Linked DNA regions of Homo sapiens: region 2 is linked to region 1. The links are chromatin contacts, found by Hi-C in ENCODE. All regions are on one chromosome and are shown on one strand. The core of a region is the stretch at or near the end of the contact, and the rest is flanking DNA. Distances in the headings are between cores, read along the strand shown.

Region 1 (2,847 bases), core at 41-2,540:
TACATTATAATTTAATAGCTCATCCTGCCGCAAATAGAAAGCCTATAAAACCTATCCACAATAGCTATGTCCACAGGGATCTAGTAAAAAAAAAAAATCGTAGTTCTTAATTCAAGGAAGCTTATTTAATAAGTTTCATTACCACCAATACTTCAAAGACACCAATAACCAACACGTCATTTGTTCCTATTGCATAATTTAACAGGTTATTAACTTCTGGTATAATCCAAAAGCATAATTAGTAAACTATCATTAAAACATGATATTGCTTTTTTAAAAAATCAGAAATATTAACACCTTTCACTGCGTCAGTCAAATCAAAATTTCAAAATTTTTGTTCAACTGACTTTCCAAATCTAAATTCTTACTATTCTAAACGAGTATGGAGACAAAACACACACTCCATACTACATCTAAAAACTTCCTAGCCATCAGATTTTAATTTTAGCATAAACTGCCAAGAAAAACCTTTTGACCGAAACCTACATTCCGTACACATTACTGTATGTCAATCAACAGAAGGTGAGTTATGATCATTAGAAAGTTACATAATTTACTACAAAGATCGTTTAAAGCAAACTTCATTAAACGTAGGTTATAACAATTTACATGCTTCAAAGTTCAACGTGCAACCTTAAAGTATCAGAAACCATGAACAAAACTAGGCTTTTCTTTTAAAGTGGTCACAAGGAAGCAGGAACTGTTTGCGTGTTTAAGAACGCAATGAGCAGCAGAATACCAGCAGCTGAGTCAGGCAGAGGAACGCTGACTACATTCTGACTTCTAAAGGAAAGCGTTCCCTCGCCGATTTCCCAGACCCGGCCGGGAGAGTCCCGCGCGTCGCGACCTCGGAGAGAGGGCGCAGGGGGCAGACGACTCCCCGCCGCGCCCCCTGCACCTCGGGCTCGGCTGGCTGTGGCCCGCGCCAAGGTGCATGCCCAGCCAAGCAGAAGGAGCGGGCACCGCGCAGGCAGCGTTGCTCCGAGGGACAAAGGTTGGGCTCACACCCTCCACGGCCGCAGCTCGCGCGCCTGAGGAAGCCCGCCTGGCTGCCAGGGGTCTCCCGCTGGCCGGAGTTTGCGCAGCGTGTGGGGGAAGGGGAGCCCGGCCGCCCGCCCCTCCCCCGCCGCGCTCCCAGGGACCTGTTGATTAAGATCTCTACAGCCCAGCCGCCGCCGATCCGCCTCTTACCTCCACGCCTCGGCTCCGCGGAGCCTCCCGCCCCGGCCGCTCCTACGCACTGCAGAAGCGACAGCCCTCCGGCGGCCCTTGAAATTCCGGATAAAGAATCCAGAAACTCCCGACTCCCCACCTCAGAATCCTTAGTCCCCGCCCCCGCCCCACCGCCTGCCTCCTCCGTCGCCGCCGTCACCGCCGCAGCCGCCAGCAACTCCACTTCTAGACCGCGCGAGACCGGCCCCTGCGGCCGCCGCGAGACCGCGCACGCGCCCCCGGGACTCTGGCGCAGTGGGCGCGCGGATCCGAGTCCCACCCCGCCCGTGAGAGGCTGGCGCGGCTTGCCCAATCCCGAGCCGGAGCGGAGAGAGCGCCCGCTCATTGGTCCTCTCCGCAGCTCCAGCCGGGTGCGCGCAGTCGCGCGCCTCTAAGTCTAAAACGCGGACTGCTCCGGGCTAGCTGGCCCGGTAGAGCCCCTTCGGGATTTGGCCGGCGGGCTTTGTGGGGACGCGAGGCTTCCCTGGGTTTCTACATCCCTTGGCTCTTGTCTCTGGATGACGTATCCTGAAGAAAATCTGATTCCTCTTGAAGAGATTCCTCATGTCCTGTCAAGTTAGTCACCCAATCTAACATTTGTTTTTTTTAAAAAATGACATAAACACCTGGATGTGTGCAGTGTCCCGCAGAAGACTGCATAAAGCCAGCAGCTGCACTGATTTCTGAAAACCAGAAAGCAAGGATAGCAAGGACTAGAACTATTTCCCAGAAGTCTCCCGAAGGGACAGAGTTACGCAGATCAGCCCGTGCTCCGGGCATGGCTGGCGCCCTCGGGACCTGGATGTGCCACCCTTGGAATGGGGCAGGACTCAGGCGGGTGCGGGCGGAAGTCAGAGCAGATTGGAGGACGTTCTAAGGAGAAACACCAGCAATGTGTCTCGACACTTGCAATAAAAGCCCTCGGATGGTCTCTGTCTTGACAGTACCTTCCGAGCAAGCCCATTCCACATTTGAACACTTGCAAGGTTTGTTAATCGACCTCTCCTTCTATGAGGCCAAACTATGCCTGTGACTCCAGCCCGGGGGCACAGTTTCCCCCAGGGGCACAGTCCTCCCTCAAAGCCTTCGTATATGCCATTTCCATTTCTCTCGGTTTTCCTCATTTTGTCCCACGGTGTTTTTCCATCTCGCAATGTCCTCAGGTCCTGATTTTCAAGCTCTTTCACATTCTTCCCCATTACGCTCCTCTGGACAGCCTATGGGTTGTGGTGTCCCTCACTAAGGACACTGTGATGGCCTGAACGAAGCAAACCGTTGTTCCTGGTGGTGAAGATCTTTGGGGATGCCTACCCTTCCCAGATTTGTTATCCTTCTCAAATCTGATCAGCATTCTGTCCAAGTGTTTAATAAGACAGAGCGGAGGACAGAACTCTGCTGCATGCCACTAAAGACCTTAATGCTCCTGCCATCAAAAATTTCTCAGTAGGCTTCGAATACAGGTGGACGACACAACCGAACTGTCTTCTTGGCCCATATTCCTCCATAAAGATGCCATGAGAACTGGTGAAATGCCTAACTGAAATCCAGATAAAGTCTCCAGGATTCCTAGAAACTACTAGCCATACCCCAAAAGAAAAAACGGTTACTGTGTGTGACTTACTTCCTTTTCTAAGT
Region 2 (2,930 bases), core at 148-2,647, 2.4 Mb before region 1:
ACTAGCCTCCACTAGATGGTGACAGTTTGGGTGTGGAATTCCCAAAACAGAAAAGGTGTGTGTGCGTAACTCCTATGTATGTTTTTACACCAGAGGAACGAAAACAGCAAGAAATGAATTAACTACTGTGAAGGAAAGACATACTTCCCATCTCTGTAGATCAAAAAAGGGAGTAAATCCCTAGGCCTAATTGAACTGAGTAATCTTACTGCACCTCTGGAAGAGCACACAGGAGCCCAGTTAGCGAGAGCAACAAAGCCCAGCATGTCGCCTGCCACTGAAAGAAAATTCTGTGGGAACAACAGCTTTAGGCCTCCTTGCCCAGACGCCAACTTCCCTTTAACCAGCCCAAGACTTTATTTTGACGCCTCTTTGCTCCTGGGTCTTGCTGTCCCCATAACCACCTCCCCCTCCTGCTCCTAAATTCGTCCAGGGTAACTTTTCTCCACTTCAGCAGCTCCCCAGCCACGACTCCCATGAGGGAGAGTCAGATCCACACTCATAGCTGGGGTCTCAAAACCAAGCGAAAAAAGGAAAGTCTGTATGTACGTGCCTACTTTTTGAAAGAAAATAGCTGGTTTCGGGGAGTTTAGCCTGGTTAATAAGAGAAGTTTTTGAGATTAAAGAGCAGCCGAGGCGCGGGGGCTCCCGAATGCCGCGGTGCGCACAGGCGGGCTCTGAGATTTCCTCAGGAAATCCACCTTCTCTAAGCCAGCCCTGCCCCAGCGCAAGCCCCGCAGCTTTGCTGGGCTGAGGGCAGTAATGACAGTGGCACAGAGGGCCTCTGCCTACCTCCTCTGCACCCATCGGCACGGCGTCTGGCTCTTCCGGTGCTGCCCGGGCAGCGACGCGGGACGGCGCGCCCCGGACCGCGGGTCACCAAGTTCCCGGCCGCAAACCAGCCGCCGGTCCCCCCGGCCGCGCAGCCCCCACTGCTGGCCGGCTGGCCGCGCCACGCCAGCGCGGGGCTCCCAGCGGCGCGGCTCGCGGCCGGGTGACAGCGGGCCGGCGCAGAGAAGCGCGGGGAGCCGCCGAAGCCGGCCCGGGCTCCGGCCAGCGTCACTCCTGGGCGGTGCGCGCTGGTCCCGCGCCCCTGACAGCCGGCCGAGCGCGTCGATGGCACAATGCCGGCCCCGCCGCCCCCGGGCCGCGGTGACAACTCACCCGGGAGCCGGCGGAGACCTCCGGGATGGGGGCGCTCACAGCTTCCACGCCGCCGCTTGCGCGCGCCCGCAGTCTTCTCGGGTCTAGGCGAGGCCCCGCGTGCCCTTGTCTAGCTCGCTCTGGCCGGCGCTGTGGGCAGAGGAAGCGGGCGGGAGGGAGGGAGGAGGTGGGGCGGTCGCCGGCTTCGGAGAATAGAACGCGGCGGTAGCGACGGCTGCAGCGCCCGCGTCACTGACCCAGCTGTACCGCGCGGGCGGGGGAGGCCCCGCGGAGGGGAGGGGGCGGGGAAGGGGCGGGAAAGGGGCAGGGCCAGGCGCGCACGCAACGGCGCCGGCGTCGCGCCGCCGCGACCGCCCCGCCGGGAGGCCCTGCACGCACGCGCCGCCGGCCGGGCCAGGTACCCAAGGGAGAAGCGACGCGGTTGGGGAGGTGGGGGGTCCTTAAAGAGACAGTCCCTCTGCGCTGGAGTGGATGGGGCGGTGGCACCGACTCAGCTGGACTATGCGGCGTTTCCAGTGCGCTCTCCAGTTCGTTTACTATTATTATTATTTGCATGATTGAATTACTATTATTTGCAAAGAATTGTACTGCCCTGAGGTTTACAAGGCTTTTGGCGCATGTTGCCTTGTTAGCTCTTGAATTGCTCGTCTGACCTAGCTCGTCTGAAGCAGGTTATTATCTCCCTGTTAAGCAGTAATCCGAACTGTGGTTCCTAGCCTGCCAACATTAAAGCTGCCCGGGGGGTGGGTGGGGGTGAAAATGCAGATTCGGGGCCCCGAATGACCTCCAGCCATTGTGATTCAGTGGGGTCGGACTTGGGAATCTGTATTTTCACTAGCATTCTGAAGTGAGTGATCCTTCAGCATACTAAAAGCACACAAGGGATCTCAAGGTTGAGAAAACCGCAGTTCAGAGCCAGGACTGGCAGAGCCCGGGCTAGAAGCCTGCCACATTCCTAACTGTATTTCCCCTCTTGAGCCTTGCCTTCTGGGGCTATTTTCTAGCACATACTGAGTGAGCAGTTTGTGCACTGTATGGCTACATCGTTTATTGGTGATCTCTCATGCAGTGTGTCCTCGGTTTATGTGTTTACAGGGCCCGTGGCGCCTTGATGGGGAGGACTCTGGCTTTTTATCTTTGTACCCCAGGGCCTTGCACCGTGTCGGTCTCAGAGGTCCTCCATAAGTGTTAAGGAACTCCTACTTGTAAATCAGTGGTAGAGTCCACATCTGGACCTACAGACTTGTGTCTTTGCTGCAGCTTGGGTCAGGCAGGCCTCTTCTCCCAGATGCTCTTGGACAAAAGGATACACCTTCTCAGGGCCTCTCACCAGGCCTAGTTCTAGTAGGCTTTCGGGAAAAGCACTGTGAATTAACAGGGCATGTCCTTGTGAAGTAGCTTGAACCAAATAAACAGGATGCTCCTCCCCATGCACACAGACCCATCCCCAAAAGAACCCTTCCCTTCTGGGCCCCACAGCAACCTGTGGCTCGTTGCTATAATGCCTTTTTCATAAGTCTATCCTTGTTCTGCCTTCTTTCTTCCTTGCCTTCTTGGGTCCAGACTCATTAGAGAAGATGGGCACCCCTCCCTTCCTGCTCATTTGGGGCCACACTGCCCAGACCACTAGAAGATTGAAAAGCACAATTCAGAACTACCTGGGTCTGCCTCAGAGCACAACCAAATCAGTGTGGGCAGCAGGAACATGCCAGGCAGACCCAAGGCTCAGGGAGGGGACAAGGGGGAAGGAAGCAAGGGAAAGGGAT

What was found. Hi-C counts contacts between places; a loop is a spot of excess contacts on that map. Pooled maps may share reads with other maps.
Region 2: a loop to region 1 is called in a pooled map, with 4 times the contacts of the local background. The contact joins the promoter of SUSD6 here to the promoter of PALS1 in region 1. A Hi-C loop is called at or near these places in 6 of 50 pooled maps.

Annotation. Positions count from the first base shown.
Region 1 is chr14:67,239,878-67,242,724 of GRCh38, reverse strand. PALS1 (protein associated with LIN7 1, MAGUK p55 family member) reads right to left here and starts at 1,290. Exons shown (of 15, transcript NM_022474.4): 1 at 1,192-1,290. LOC124903330 (a long non-coding RNA gene) reads left to right here and starts at 1,316. Exons shown (of 2, transcript XR_007064217.1): 1 at 1,316-2,847. It also overlaps a transcript of GPHN not described here. RefSeq lists a silencer at 709-1,678 and an enhancer at 1,659-1,938.
Region 2 is chr14:69,610,063-69,612,992 of GRCh38, reverse strand. It overlaps SUSD6 (sushi domain containing 6), which reads right to left and starts at 1,397. Exons shown (of 6, transcript NM_014734.4): 1 at 1,165-1,397. RefSeq lists a silencer at 879-1,648.